3 separate regions of the Homo sapiens genome follow, and all the other regions are linked to region 1. A link is a contact called in ENCODE Hi-C data. All regions are on one chromosome and are shown on one strand. Each heading gives the region's core, a stretch centred on a gene start or an enhancer-like site at or near the end of the contact. The rest is flanking DNA. Distances are from core to core; before and after follow the strand shown. Region 1 holds the start of RPS27A (ribosomal protein S27a). Region 2 holds the start of CCT4 (chaperonin containing TCP1 subunit 4). Region 3 holds the start of PAPOLG (poly(A) polymerase gamma).

Region 1 (4,664 bases), core at 434-2,933:
CTGAGGTGGGAGGACCACCTGAGTCTGAGAGGTGGAGGTTGCAGTGACTGCGCCACTCACTCCACCCTAGGTGACAGAGTCAGAGCCTGTCTCAAAAAAAGTAAAATAAAAAATTTCCAAAATAACATTTTTTTTTTAAAAGAGGCTGCTCTTCCCCTAGACAGACCTTTTGAATATTGTAGTCAGACAAAGTACGTCCATCTTCCAGCTGCTTGCCAGCAAAGATCAGTCTCTGCTGATCAGGAGGAATTCCTAATGACAAAAAACAAAAATTAAGTCACAGCACACCAAGCCTGTGATGTGCTCCAGACTTATAAGGTAACACCCCTTAATCAAATACATGATACTAAAGGCTGACAATAAGCCCTTACTAGAGGTTAGGCATGGTTCTAAATCTTTACATGTCACATTTTACCGCATTTAATATTAGGGACAATACTTGGTTGTCTGCAGTGGCTGACACCTGTAATACCAATACTTTGGGAGGTCGAGGTGGGCAGATCACTTGATGTGAAAAGTTCAAAACCAGCCTGGCCAACAAGGTAAAACCCAGTCTCTACTAAAAATACAATAAATTAGCCAGGCATGGTGGTGCACGCCTGTAATCCCCACTAATAGGGAGGCTGAAGCACAAAAATCACTTGAACCCGGGAGGCGGAGGCTGCAGTAAGCCGGGACAAGCGAATGCACTCCAGCCTGGGCGACAGAGGAGACTCCATCTCACACAAAATAAATAAATAAGTGTCCAAATTCACGCAAGTGAAATACACCTCAAGGATTCCAATCTAGGTACTGTGCTCCCCGATCACCAATGTCTATTGTGTTATTCCACAAGTATTTCGCTTTGTCAATCTGACCCCTTCCCCCATCACCAAGAGCAGGTATGTCTAGCACCTACAGGTAGGCCGAAGTCTCCGCAGGTTAAGTTTTCTTAACTACAAAATACTACTTGCCTTCCTTATCCTGGATCTTGGCCTTTACATTTTCTATCGTATCCGAGGGTTCAACCTATGAGTGTTAAAGTGAAAGCATGTTGGTTACACATTAAGGAACTACAGCAGAACTCATTTAGTTTGACAATTACCACTGAACCGAACCAGCGACAGGGCTGAGACCTACTCGAGAGACCTATTACCCACCCAGTGGGCAACCTCCCAAGTCGGCTACCGGAAAGCACCTTCATCTCCCCAGCCCAGAGCGGGCGGCGGCCGCAGGGCCACACGTGCTCGCACCCGGCGGGCAGAGCGTCTCCTTCCCCACCGCAGCTCCTCCGTTTTAACTAACTAGCTGGAACCCCTCGAGAGGAGACAGGTCCAGCCTTTGGCCACCGAAAATCACCTCTAGGTCGTTGCTCAGCAAAAGGTACTCATTTCAAAGCTTAAGTTTTAGAACCCAAATTCGGAATCATGGTCTAAGACATGGAAAGCAGCGCCGGTCCTAAAATCCACCTCAGGACCTTATTCGGACCTTGGCTTCCTCATGACCACCCGGCCCGTACCTCGAGGGTGATGGTCTTCCCCGTAAGGGTTTTCACGAAAATCTGCATTTTGGTGGCGGCTCCACCTGAGGTTGAGGAAAAGGAAGAGACAGGTTAGGTCAGGGATCACAAGAGAAGGCACCATAGGGTGCTAACCCGAGAGCAGCCGAAGTGCAGACACCCACCGCAGATGGCGGATCGAAAAGGAAGAACGCCGCGCAGGCCCACGGGGTTTCCCGGAGCTCCCGCCGAAGGACCCACCCCTTAGGCGACCACACCAAATGCCTGACTGCCGTCCCAGCGACAATCCAACCCGGTGCCAGACTAGGACGTGAACTTCGTTTCTCCTCTCCCTAGCCTGGGCTTATTTCTCACTTTAGCCTTCGGAATGCTTTCGAAACTGTAGGTTTAAGCAACGTAAAAGATGTTTTAAAAAGGCTTTTCCCGTACAATCAACGTGGCTAAGAGAATTTTTAAAAGGAGGTCGAGGGGGGCCTCTTGGGGAAGAGGTAGGAAATGGAAGTGCATTCTGGGAACTGTAGTTCTCCACTGCTTTCTTCTACCTTGGACTACTTGTCCCAAGATGCAGTTCCACCTCCCAGATTCCCTAGTTACTATCTCTAAGCACTGAAGTCGGTGTTTGGAGAAAAGGACTCAGGTGAGGACTGGAGGTAGGATGAAGCGGAATAATGGTTTCCGGAGCGTGGGAACGGGCCGGAAGTGACTAGAGCAAATGTTAAGCGGGGGGCAAAGGGTGCGGGGCACGAAAGGTGTCCTTCACTCACTTCCAGAAGCGGTGATGGGCAGAGAATCAGCAATCTACCAGACGCTCCTTGGGCCTTCAAGGGAAGGGAATTTGCGTGGCCTGCTCCAGGCAAACTGAAAAATAGGTGAAATCTGCGGAAGCGGGGGTTCAGCCCTTTCTCTCCTGTAGCGCCTCCCTGCTTTCAACCGCCGAGTCTCTCCCAGCCTAGGGAAGAGTCTGGGTCTTGTGTGTCACTCCTTAGTGTGACACGCTTTAATATGTTGAAAAATCTCAGGAGTTTTCAAATTTTAAAGTGAAGCCGTACGGAAAAGAAACCTGCAGAATGGTTATTTAGTTGTAGAATTTCCAAATTTGGGCATTGGGAGTCTTGGATCTGAGAGGAAGTTTTTGGAGTATGTATGGGGTGCTTCTTCCGGCAAGGAGGCCAATTAGAAGCAAGTTCTCCCTGTCCTTTCTCCACTCCACAAACCAGAGTCCTTTCTAATGTCTTCTGTATTTATTTCTTCATCCTCTGCCCTCTGCGACCCCATCCCCAAATTCAGACCTTAATTTTCTCTTGTAGGGGTTCCGAATCTAACTCCTTATCTCTCTCCAGTCTTTCCTCCTTTCTAACCCACCTTCACTATTGCCTCCAAAATATTCATTCTGAAAGGTAAATGTGTGTTATTATTTTATACCTCACCTTCAGGATACAATTCAAATTTCTTAGAATGACATTCAGCCTCTGCCTTCCTTACAACCTAATCTGCTAAACCCATTACTCTACATTTTAGTAAATGAAGCTAATTTAATTTCCTGACCTATGCCCTCCCGTGTTTTGGCATTTCTGAAGAATCCAGTCGTTTATTCTTCCTGGAACTTTTTTTTTTTTTTTTCGTGAGACGGAATTTCGCTCTGTTGCCCAGGCTGGAGTGCAGTGGCGCGGTCTCGGCTCACTGTAAACTCCGCCTCCCAGGTTCAAGCAATTCTTCTGCCTCAGCCTCCCGAGTAGCTGGGATTACAGGCGCCCACCACCACACCCGGCTAATTTTTGTATTTTTAGTAGAGATGGGGTTTCACCATGTTGGCCAGGCTGTTCTCTAGCTCCTGACCTCAAATGATCCATCCTCCTTGGCCTCCCAAAGTGGTGAGATTACAGGCGTGAGCCACCACGCCCTGCCTCCTGGAACATTTTTCATCCCCTAGTCCGCCAACTAGTCTCTACAACAAAATTTCCTAGAGTTGCTTGTACATATTGTCTCTAATCTTTCCCTTCCGTTGTCTGAACCCACTCCTGTCAGGCTTTTGTCCCCACCATTCTGATCGGATAGCTCTTGTAATGGTCACTAATGACCTCCATGTTGCTAAATTCAATGGTCATTTCATCTTATTTGATCTGTCAGCAGTATTTGACACAGTTGCTCATTCCATCTCTCTTTGAAAACCTTTCAAAGACTTCACCTCTCAGTTTTTCTGCCACCCTGGAGGCTCTTTTCCAGGCTCATTTGCTGCTTCCTCTTGATCTGCAAGACCTCTAACCATGGAGTATCCCCAAGGCCCAGTCCTTGGACCTCTGCTTTGTCTGCATTTTCTTGGTTATCTCATTTTTGTTTAATAACTTTTAAAGTATCATCATATGCAAATGACTCATAAACTTATCTGTCAGACCAGATATGTCACAGATATGTCACAACTTCATCTTCACATATCCAGCTATCTACTCAACATCTCTAATGGACAGGCCCCAAACACTTAATCTCATGAAATTGCTCTTCCCATGTTTATATATGGCAATTCCCATTTCTCCAGTCACTAAGGCCAAAAACTTTATGATTATCCTTGACTGTTCTTTTATATCCCACATCTTATCTACCTTGGCAGATCTTGGCTTTATTTTCAAAATATATGCAGAACACTTCCTACCACCTCCATTGTTAGCACCCTGATTCAAGCCACCATCATCTTTTGCCTTGATTATTGCAGTAGCTTCGTAACAGCACTTCCAGCTTTGACCCTTGCGTCCTATAATCTGTTTTCCACAGAGCAACAAGAACAATTCTTTTTTTTCTTTTTTTTGAGATGGAGTTTCGCTGTTGTTGCCCAGGCTGGAGTGCAATGGCACAATCTTGGCTCACCGCAAACTCTGCTTCCCGGGTTAGGTGATTCTCCTGCCTCAGCCTCTCCAGTAGCTGGGATTACAGGCATGCGCCACCACGCCCAGCTAATTTTGTATTTTTAGCAGAGACAGGGTTTTTCCATGTTGGTCAGGCTGGTCTGGAACTCCCGACGTCAGGTGATCTGCCCGCCTTGGCCTCCCAGAGTGCTGGGATTACAGGCATGAGCCACCATGCCTGGCCAAGAACAATTCTTTAAAATGTTAAGTCAGCTCTCCCACTCTTCTGCACACAGGCCTCTAAAGGCTTCGAATCTCACTCAGAGGAA
Region 2 (4,664 bases), core at 1,373-3,872, 6.7 Mb before region 1:
GCATGTCTCAAAACTTTAAGACTCTCCCAAGAAGCCAATAATGGCATCTTCCAAATTCTGCTCTGTCCTTTATGGCTGACAGATCGACTCCTTACACTGGTAGAACTAGTAGTTTAGTAAGCCCCTAGAGATCATCTAGTTCAACCCTCCTATTTTACAGATGAGGAAAATGAGACCCAAAGGATTTAAGTGGCCTTCCTTAGGTCACATAGCTAATAAGTAGCAGAGCTATTAATAAACTCAAATCCAGTATTTTACATCCCAAAATTAATGCATTTCCTCATCACCCACTTGTTTCCAACATATTACATCAGTTGTCTAAACAAATAACCATAGAATTTATGTGCTACTTGGGAGTATTCTGGTCCTCTGAAGAGAAGTCGGCCTCAGAGGTTTATGGATCTTCATTTCCTAGTGCTAATATCCTTCTTTTTTTTTTTTTTTTTTTTTTGAGACAAAGTCTTGCTCTATCACCCAGGCTGGAGTGCAGTGGCGCAATCTCGGCTCACTGCAACCTCCACTTCCTGGCTTCAAGGGATTCTCCTGCCTCAGCCTCCCGAGTAGCTGGGATTACACCCCCGGTTAATGTTTTGATTTTTAGTAGAGACGGGGTTTCGCCACGTTGGCTAGGCTGGTCTTAAACTCCTGACCTAAAGCGATCCACCCACCTCGGCCTCCCAAAGTGCTGGGATTACAGGCGTGAGCTACTGAGCCAGGCCCCTAGTGCTAATATGCTAAATGTGTGTTAAAGAACAACTTGGCGAGGTGGCTCTCGCCAAGCCTGCAATCCTAGCACTTTGGGAAGCCGAGGCGGGCCTATCACCTGAGCTCGGGAGTTCGAAACCACCCTGTCCAACATGGAGAAACCCCGTCTCTACTAAAAATACAAAATTAGCCGGGCATGGTGGTGCATGCCCGTAATCCCAGCTACTGGGGAGGCTGAGGCAGGAGAATCGCTTGAACCCGGGAGGCGGAGGTTGCGGTGAGCCGAGATGGTGCCACTGCTCCAGCCTGGGCAACAAGAGTGAAACTCCGTCTCAAAAACAAACAAAAACAAACAAACAAACAACACCACCACCACCTCATAATTACAAGATTAAGTACCTTTGAACATTTGTTTCTGAACCTACCACACGCAACTGTCACTTTGCAGGTGCTTAATAATTGTGAGCGAACATTCAACAAACCTCATTTCATAAACTTCCCTACTGAAATATAGTGGTCATAGGAGACCAGCAGTTTAGCTCATGGCTTCTGGTCCTTGCTTTGTATTGGAATACTGCTTCTATCTACTGACTCGTTTACCCTGGGCTTCAGTTCCTTCTTTGGGCTCCAGTTCTCTCACCTTTTAAGTAAAGGATTATTGTGAGGACTAAACGAGATATAAAACGTGTAAAGGTTTAGCACTGTGCTTAGCAGATAACGGAAATAAATGATCTTTATTATAATGTTTACGTTCCCTAAGAGTCAGTGGCTACGTCATGCAGGAGACACTAGTGTAGAACAAGCGGGCGGTGGTAACTAGACAGACCTGATTTGGCAGTCTGTCAAACCTCCACCACCCAGTATCAACCAATACGAGATAACTAACCTCGCCTCATTCCAAATCTCCCTTTTCTGACTCCCTTTCAAAATGAACAAAACTGCATAAAATGCAGGTCTATGTGGCCGGGCAAAAACAGACTCAGTCATATCCCTTAGAGAGTTATTCCGGCGCCCACCCCACCTCGCGGATAGATCCAGCCGGAGTTAAAGGAGGGCACCTCCGGGTGGGCGCGGTGGCTCACGCCTGTAATCCCAGTACTTTGAAACGCTGAGGAGGGTGGACCGCTTTGAGCCGGGGAGGTCAGACCAGCCTGGGCAACACAGCGAAACCCAGTCTCGCTATGTTTCGAATACAAAAATTCGCTAGGCATGGTGGCGGGCACCTGTCGTCCTGGCTAGTTGGGAGGCTGTGGCGGGAGGATCGCTTGGGCCCCGGAGGTCGAGGCTGCAGTGAGCCAAGATCGCCCCACTGCACTCCCGCCTGGACGACAGAGCGAGACTCTGTCAAAAAAAAAAAAAAAAAAAAAAAAGGCCGGGCTTCGTGGCTGACGCCTGTAATCCCAACACTTTGGGAGCCCGAGGCGGGTGGATCACCTGAGGTCGGGAGTTCGAGACCGGCCTGGCCAACATGGTGAAACCCTGTCTCTACTAAAAATACAAAAATTAGCTGGGCATGGTGGCGGACGCCTGTAATCCCAGCTACTCGGGAGGCTGAGGAGGATCGCTTGAACCTGGGAGGCGGAGGCTGCAGTGAGCCGAGATTTTGCGCCACTGCACTCCAGCCTGGGCAACAGAGTGAGACTGTATCCAAAAAAAGAAAAAAAAAAAAAAAAAAAGGAGGGGACCTCATAGCCGTGCAAGGTGGAGTGAGGAAATGCGGATGTCCTCACCACTCGCCTTTAAAATCGCGCGTTGTCATTGCTGCCTCGCGTAAAGGTTCCCCCGGCGCTCTTCACCCACAGCGCCCCGGGCGTACAATCTCGCCAGCCCGGAGCCCACCGCACGCATCCTCCTCGCCCGGCGCGCAGCGGACAGCCTCCTACGTCACGCCAGCGCCGCGCGGCAAGGAAGGCCCCCTTCTCCGCCTCCGCCTCCTCCCGACGCCGGCGCCGCTTTCTGGAAGGTTCGTGAAGGCAGTGAGGGCTTACCGTTATTACACTGCGGCCGGCCAGAATCCGGGTCCATCCGTCCTTCCCGAGCCAACCCAGACACAGCGGAGTTTGCCATGCCCGAGAATGTGGCACCCCGGAGCGGGGCGACTGCCGGGGCTGCCGGCGGCCGCGGGAAAGGCGCCTATCAGGACCGCGACAAGCCAGCCCAGATCCGCTTCAGCAACATTTCCGCCGCCAAAGGTATCACTCTCATGGCCTGACCCGCGGCGCCGCGGGGTTGTGCTCTGCGCTCTCATCGTGGGCTTGAGCGGGTTTGGCTCATTTCCCATTTCTTCGGGTGATCCTCTCTTGTCCTCCCTATAGAAGCAGCCCAGTGGAGGGATCCTTATTTCTGTTTTTCTGCCGATGATCGCCAACCCGGAGTATGGAGGCCTTTGGACTTGCCCCATTTTGCATCTTAATCTCCCTTAGTTTTTCATCCTGCACTGTGCATCATTCATATTGGAGCCGAAAGCAGTTCAAAATGCCGAGGATTGCATGCAGTCTTCACTAGGGATCTGACGCTTGAGGGCTGTCGCTTATTGCTTATTGGAACTGGTAGAATGCACAGTATCTTTCAGCTTTGTTATTCTTATTTAAAGAACTATTAAATAAACTTCACTTGGCACAACTGTTGAGACGAATTGGGTGAACTCTCCGAGTCTAAATTGGGGCGGGGCCCATTGTACTGGGATGGATGTGGGAACCGACTTACGTGTCGTGTTTGAAATAGTTGCGGAAAAGTTACGTTGATGTCGTCTCCGCATGTGCAGTGAAACATAGGCAAATCAAGAAACAATTATTTGTTTTTTTTGTGGAAGTGTGTGGCACACGTTGGAAATCAGGAAGACCAGAGTTTCATTCTCTGCTTCCGTTACTTCATGTCTTAGTGACCTGTAACCTCTGTGCCAAAGATTCACTTATAAAATTGGAGGAAAATGTTTGCTTTTTAGAGTTAAGATTAAGAGAAATCGAGTTGAAATAGAAAAATCTGGAAGGAAAAGTCAGGACAGAGGTTTAGAGATCTTGCCCGAGTGTATATTGAGTATAGTAGTTCTTTTGGGTTGGAGAATAGTAGTATGTTTACAGAAGAGGTGAGATTAGAAAGCTAGGTTGGGGCAGATGTTAAAGGCCTGGTGTCCTGGAAAGTATTTGGCTTAATCTCCCCCAGCTATGGGATCATTTCTTTTTAGCCATCGTGTAGGCTTGCTGTGAGGATTCAGTGAGAAAGCATATAAAGACCCACGTATATAAAGTACACCTTACATGTGTTTGCAGTCATCAGCCCAAGTAACTGGGAATGTGATGGCGCTAAGATAGGTAACGCTGGATGTAAGAAAAAGTAATAGTTTCTAACTTGTCCTAATGAGTTGGAAAGGTCAGAATGGCCAGATTTAGGAGTCATTTGTAAGTTTAGGAGATAATACACCTGGAAACGAAGGTTTGTAGGATAATTGTCTAGGGACCATAGTTGAAGCTTACATTTATTAGATTAGGAACAGAATGTTGAAAGATAAATTTTGGGTCGGGCAGGGTGGCTCACGTCTGTAATCCCAGCAATTTGGGAGGCTGAGGCTGGCGGATCACATGAGGTCAGGAGTTCAAGACCAGCCTGACCAACATGGAGAAACCCCGTCTCTACTAAAAATACAAAATTAGGTGGGTGTGTTGGCGTAGGCCTGTAGTCCCAGCTACTCGGGAGGCTGAGGCAGGGGAATAGCTTGAACCTGGGAGGCGGAGGTTGCCGTGAACTGACGTCGCGCCATTGCACTCCAGCCAGGGTGACGAGCGAAACTCCGTCTCAAAAAAAAAAAAAGATAAATTTGGGGGCCAAGAGAGTTTATAATATGGTTGATATTCAACAAACAAAATAAGTGGGAAATTTAGCAACCTTTGAAACAAAAGCAGACAAAGAACTGAAACAACAGAGGAGGGTGTGCATGTGGGAAGGAAAGGCCACCTAAGTTA
Region 3 (4,664 bases), core at 1,195-3,694, 5.5 Mb before region 1:
CATGCCTGTAATCCCAGTACTCTGGGAGGCCAAGGCAGGTGGATTACTTGAGGTCAGAAGTTCAAGATCAGCCTGGCCAACATGGTGAAACCCCGTCTCTACTGAAAATACAAAAAATTAGCTGGGCATGGTGGCGGACGTCTGTAATCCCGGCTACTCGGGAGGCTGAGGCAGGAGATTCGCTTGAACCCAGGAGACGAAGGTTGCAGTGAACCAAGATCGCGCCACCACACTCCAGCCTGGGCAACAAGAGCGAAACTCCGTCTCAAAAAAAAAAAAAAAAAAAAAATCTCATTAGGCAGAGAGGGAGAAAGAATCAAATGGAAGATAAAATAGCCTGTATACCTTCCAAAATGACTCAAAAAAAAAAAAAAAAAAAAAAACCCCAGAAACCAAAATACTGGTTAATTTATCTTCTGTATTTATTTTGTTGTAGAACAAACAAAACTTCAATTAGTTATTTCAAGTGGTAATTTCTTTTTAAAGATTTGGCTTTTTACCTCTGAGAAAGCTAGAGCAGTGTTTTGGTATTGTTTGTGTAATACATATGTAAATATATACGGTAAGTGAATAGGACAGAGTAATTATCTACATATCTATATAGTATCACTCAATCGCAATAATCCTAAGGGGTATTGAATAAGTGCCATTTTACAGATAAGTACCTGAAAGTCAAAGAGAGGACAAGCCAGAATCTGAACTCCAAAACCTCTTTCCACTACTCCATTCTCTCCTCTCTAACTACTTCAGCTCTGACACCATGATGACGGGCCTCACTTTTTTACCTGTATGCTGACAAAGTTGGCCAACTAGCCTACTGGCCCTAAAATTCCAAATCCAGGTTCTGAACTTCCCCCATCTAGAGGGGAGGGGAAAGTAAACAACAGAATCCCACATTCCCTTCAAACCATCAATTTCACTTACAGGCAAACAACCTAGAGAAATTCTAGTTACAAGCGTACAAAGAGACACCTAAAAGAACGTTCACTGTCACATTGTAACATTAAAAACTTAGAAATAAAATAGTCACTAACAGGAAAAGAATTAAATTAGGGTGTTTTCCTACAATAGAATACAATACAATAATTAATATTAATTAATTACAACTAAAATACTAACATGAACAAAGCTCAGAGATACTATGTTGTGCTAAAGAAGTTACAGAATTCCAAGTGTGATACGAGTTATATAAAGTTTAAAAACAACTAGAACTATGCCAGTTATTATGAACACATGTGTATGTAGTAATAGCATTAAAAAACATGCAGCTCCCATGATTCGAGGGCGGAAAAAAAAGAAGTAAAATAAAAAACAGGCAGCAACGATAAACATCAAATTCAAGACTGTGGAGACATCTGGAGCAAGAGATGATTGGGACCAGAGAAGGAGGTAGGAGAGTCCTTCAGATGTATCTGGAATGCTTGATTTCTTTTTAAAATAAATACACAGATACGTATATACACACCGTGTGTGTGCGTGTGTGCATGTACGTGTATGTGTGTACAGTTACGTTTTGGGAGAAATGGGTGGTGGCTCCACAAATGATGCTTATGTTATTCTCTACATTTTTCTGCATGTTTAAATTATTTCCTAATAGACCAAAATGGAAGAAGCTACAACAAAATCTTGCCAAGTACGGGAACTGTTTCTGACTTATCAAAGTGTGAACAAGAGGTACAGACCGGTAGATGTTGTGGGTAGGTGGGGAAGCAGGGGGTGAGGGAGAGGGTGGGGACGGCGGTGAAAAGACTGTAGCCTCATATGAAAGAGAAACCCTTGGGCTGCGATAGGTCTTTCACTCCTGAAGACCTGGAGACAGCCGGTCGGGAAGGGAGGAGGGGGAGGCAGGGGGATGGTATTTGCGCCAATGCAGACAGGAGCAGACGGGCTCAGACAGTGCTGGGGGCAGGCGAGTGACCGACAATTTCTCCCTACGGACACAGGCACCTCTTTCCCTCCTCATCCTTTTCTGAGGGCGTCCTCGGAGGCGGGACAGCTGGGGACTCCCGGAGTCCCCGAGTCCGTGCAGGGGTGGCCAGGTGAGCCGCCGGGTTTAGGGGAGGTGCCCTTGCGGACCGGCCGGGAGCCGGGAAGGAGACCATCCCGGCGAGCTGCGTGCAGGGCGCAAGGGACAGGGAACGGAAACAAGGACACAGTCGGACCACCTCAGCTCACCCCTACCCGCCTCACCCCAACCGCCGCCCCCCACCACTTACGCAGACATCTCTTTCATCGCTTCCTGCGTCTCCCTCTCCAGCGAGTGTTTATCGCTCTGGAGTCCTGTTCTTGCTGTTCCCTTCTCCCCCTGTTCACTTTCCTCCGGTCGCTAGTAGCTCGCTTGCTCGCTCACTTTCCCACTTACTATGGCTGAGGCATCCAACCGAGTAGTGAAAACACCACAAAACCGGCTCTATTTATGACAATACAGCGCGGCCGACGCCAATATGGCGCCGCTTCCCAGCCTGCCTCTCGCAGGTCTCAGCCCCGCCCCTGGAGGTCTGGACCACCCTCAGCCACGCCCCCTCTGCCTTTAGGTCCCGGGAGGCTCCGGGGCCCCGCCCACAAGCTCAGGGCTCTCAGTATACCGTTGGTTCGAAGGAGTATTTATTTGGTACTCTCCTTTGTCCGCGGTACTGTCAATGCCGGTAGACCGCTTGGAAGGAAATTTGGAGATATGTTTTCCTTGCCTCTCGAATGGCAGCATATATCATACATTTTTTAAAAAGGTCACACCCTTGCCTAGCAAAAACTATTTCAACGCCTCCGTTATCCTACATCTTTGATTTAATTATAGTTATACATAATTAACTCACCAGTTGAGATTTTGTCTCGAAAGGGTCACACCCAGGAACATACGACTTTCACACAAGTATCCCAGGGAAAAACAAGCTTGTAAATTGGAGGCTTAACTGTTCACTTCACCCCTAAGTACCACCTTTGATTAGTGACATTCTGGCATTTAGCTGACAGAGGTTGAAAATAGTAGCTAGCAGTTTGCAATAGGATAAATCCCAGGCTGAAACAAAAATCTTACACTTTTAAATAGTGGAAATCATGTTCGATGTGAGTGTGGGGATGAAAATGAGAAAATAATAACCAATTTTAAAATGCTGAAAGGTAGAAGTAATTTCAAGCACTAAATCATTACAAAGAAAAGGAAGTCAAGAACTGCTTGCTCTTGAACATAACTCAGAGTCACAGTAAATAGAGGAGATTACTTGCTGATTAATTCATTAAAAAATATTTATTGAGGCAAGATACAGTGGCTCACACCTGTAATCCCAGCACTTTGGGAGGCCAAGGTGGGAGAATTGCTTGAGGCCAGGAGTTCGAGAACAGCCTGGGCAACATAGTGAGACCCTGTCACTACAAAAAGTTTTAAAAAAATTAGCTGGGCATGGTGGCCCATGCCTGTAGTCCCAGCTACTCAGGAGGCTGGGGTGGGAGGATCTCTTTGAGTCCAGGACGTGGAGGCTGCAGGAAACCAGGATGGCACCACTGCATTCCAGCCAGAGTGATAGAAGGAGACCCTGTCTCAAAAAAATAAATAAATAAATAAATAAATAAAAACTACAAAACATATTTTTGAAAACCTGAGCAAGGTGCAGTGGCTCTTGCCTGCAATCCCAGTGCTTTGTGACGCCAAGGCTGGTGGATCACTTGAGGCCATGAGTTCTATTAAGACCAGCCTGGCCAACATGGCAAAAACCCATCTCTACTTAAAAGCAACAACAAAAACCTGACGTGGCCTGGTGTGGTGGATCACACCTGTAATCCTAACATTTTGGGAGGCTGAGGCGGGTGGATCACTTGAGGTCAGGAGTTCGAGACCAGCCTGGCCAACATGGTGAAACCCCATCTCTACTAAAAATAGAAAAACTAGCTGGGTGCGTGGTGCGCCTGTGATCCCGGCTACTCAGCAGGGTGAGGCAGGAGAATTGCGTGAACCCGAGAGGCAGAGGTTTTTTTGAGATGGAGTCTCGCTCTGTTGCCCAGGCTGGGGTGCAGTGGCGTGATCTCTGCTCAGCCTCCTGAGTAGGTGGGATTACAGGCATGCACCACCACGTCCAGCTATATTTTTGTATTTTTAGTACAGACGGGGTTTCACCATGTGGGCCAGCTAGTCTCAAACTCCTGACATCAGGTAATCCGCCCACCTCGGCTTCCCAAAGTGCTAGGATTACAGATGTGAGCCACCACACCCAGCCAAGCAGTGTTTTATTATTTATTTATTTATTTATTTTTGAGATGGAGTCTTGCTCTGTCACCTAGGCTGCAGCACAGTGGCATGATCTTGGCTCACTGCATCCTCTGCCTCCTGGGTTCAAATGATTCTCCTGTCTCAGCCTCCCGAGTAGCTGGGACTACAGGCGTGCGCCACCACGCCTGGCTAATTTTTTGTATTTTAGAGATGGACTTTCACCATGTTGGCCGCACATCTCAGCCTCCCAAAGTGCTGGGATTACAGGCGTGAGCCACCGCTTCCAGCCTAATTTTTGTATTTTTAGTACAGACAGGGTTTCACCATATTGGTCAGGCTAGTCTTGAACTCCTGACCTCGTGATCCGCCAGCCTCAGCCTCCCAAAGTGCTGGGATTACAGGCGTGAGCCACCATGCCCGGCCACGGTGTTTTAATCAATTGCTTTTCTTCCCATTTTCCTGT

The links. A loop is a pair of places that touch in the nucleus more often than their neighbours do. Pooled maps may share reads with other maps.
Region 2: a pooled map shows a loop between it and region 1 (18-fold over the local background). The contact joins the promoter of CCT4 here to the promoter of RPS27A in region 1. A Hi-C loop is called at or near these places in 8 of 50 pooled maps.
Region 3: a pooled map shows a loop between it and region 1 (6-fold over the local background). The contact joins the promoter of PAPOLG here to the promoter of RPS27A in region 1. A Hi-C loop is called at or near these places in 4 of 50 pooled maps.

The regions. Positions count from the first base shown.
Region 1 is chr2:55,229,707-55,234,370 of GRCh38, reverse strand. RPS27A (ribosomal protein S27a) reads right to left here and starts at 1,683. Exons shown (of 6, transcript NM_002954.6): 1 at 1,663-1,683; 2 at 1,499-1,563; 3 at 954-1,008; 4 at 167-252. The coding sequence starts at 1,546. CLHC1 (clathrin heavy chain linker domain containing 1) reads left to right here and starts at 2,078. Exons shown (of 13, transcript NM_152385.4): 1 at 2,078-2,148. RefSeq lists enhancers at 1,404-1,583, 1,604-2,033.
Region 2 is chr2:61,886,614-61,891,277 of GRCh38, reverse strand. CCT4 (chaperonin containing TCP1 subunit 4) reads left to right here and starts at 2,622. Exons shown (of 14, transcript NM_006430.4): 1 at 2,622-2,897. The coding sequence starts at 2,771. It also overlaps a transcript of COMMD1 not described here. RefSeq lists enhancers at 1,353-1,912, 2,852-2,931, 2,473-3,032, 3,033-3,594.
Region 3 is chr2:60,754,048-60,758,711 of GRCh38, reverse strand. PAPOLG (poly(A) polymerase gamma) reads right to left here and starts at 2,444. Exons shown (of 22, transcript NM_022894.4): 1 at 2,217-2,444. The coding sequence starts at 2,233. RefSeq lists an enhancer at 2,219-2,528.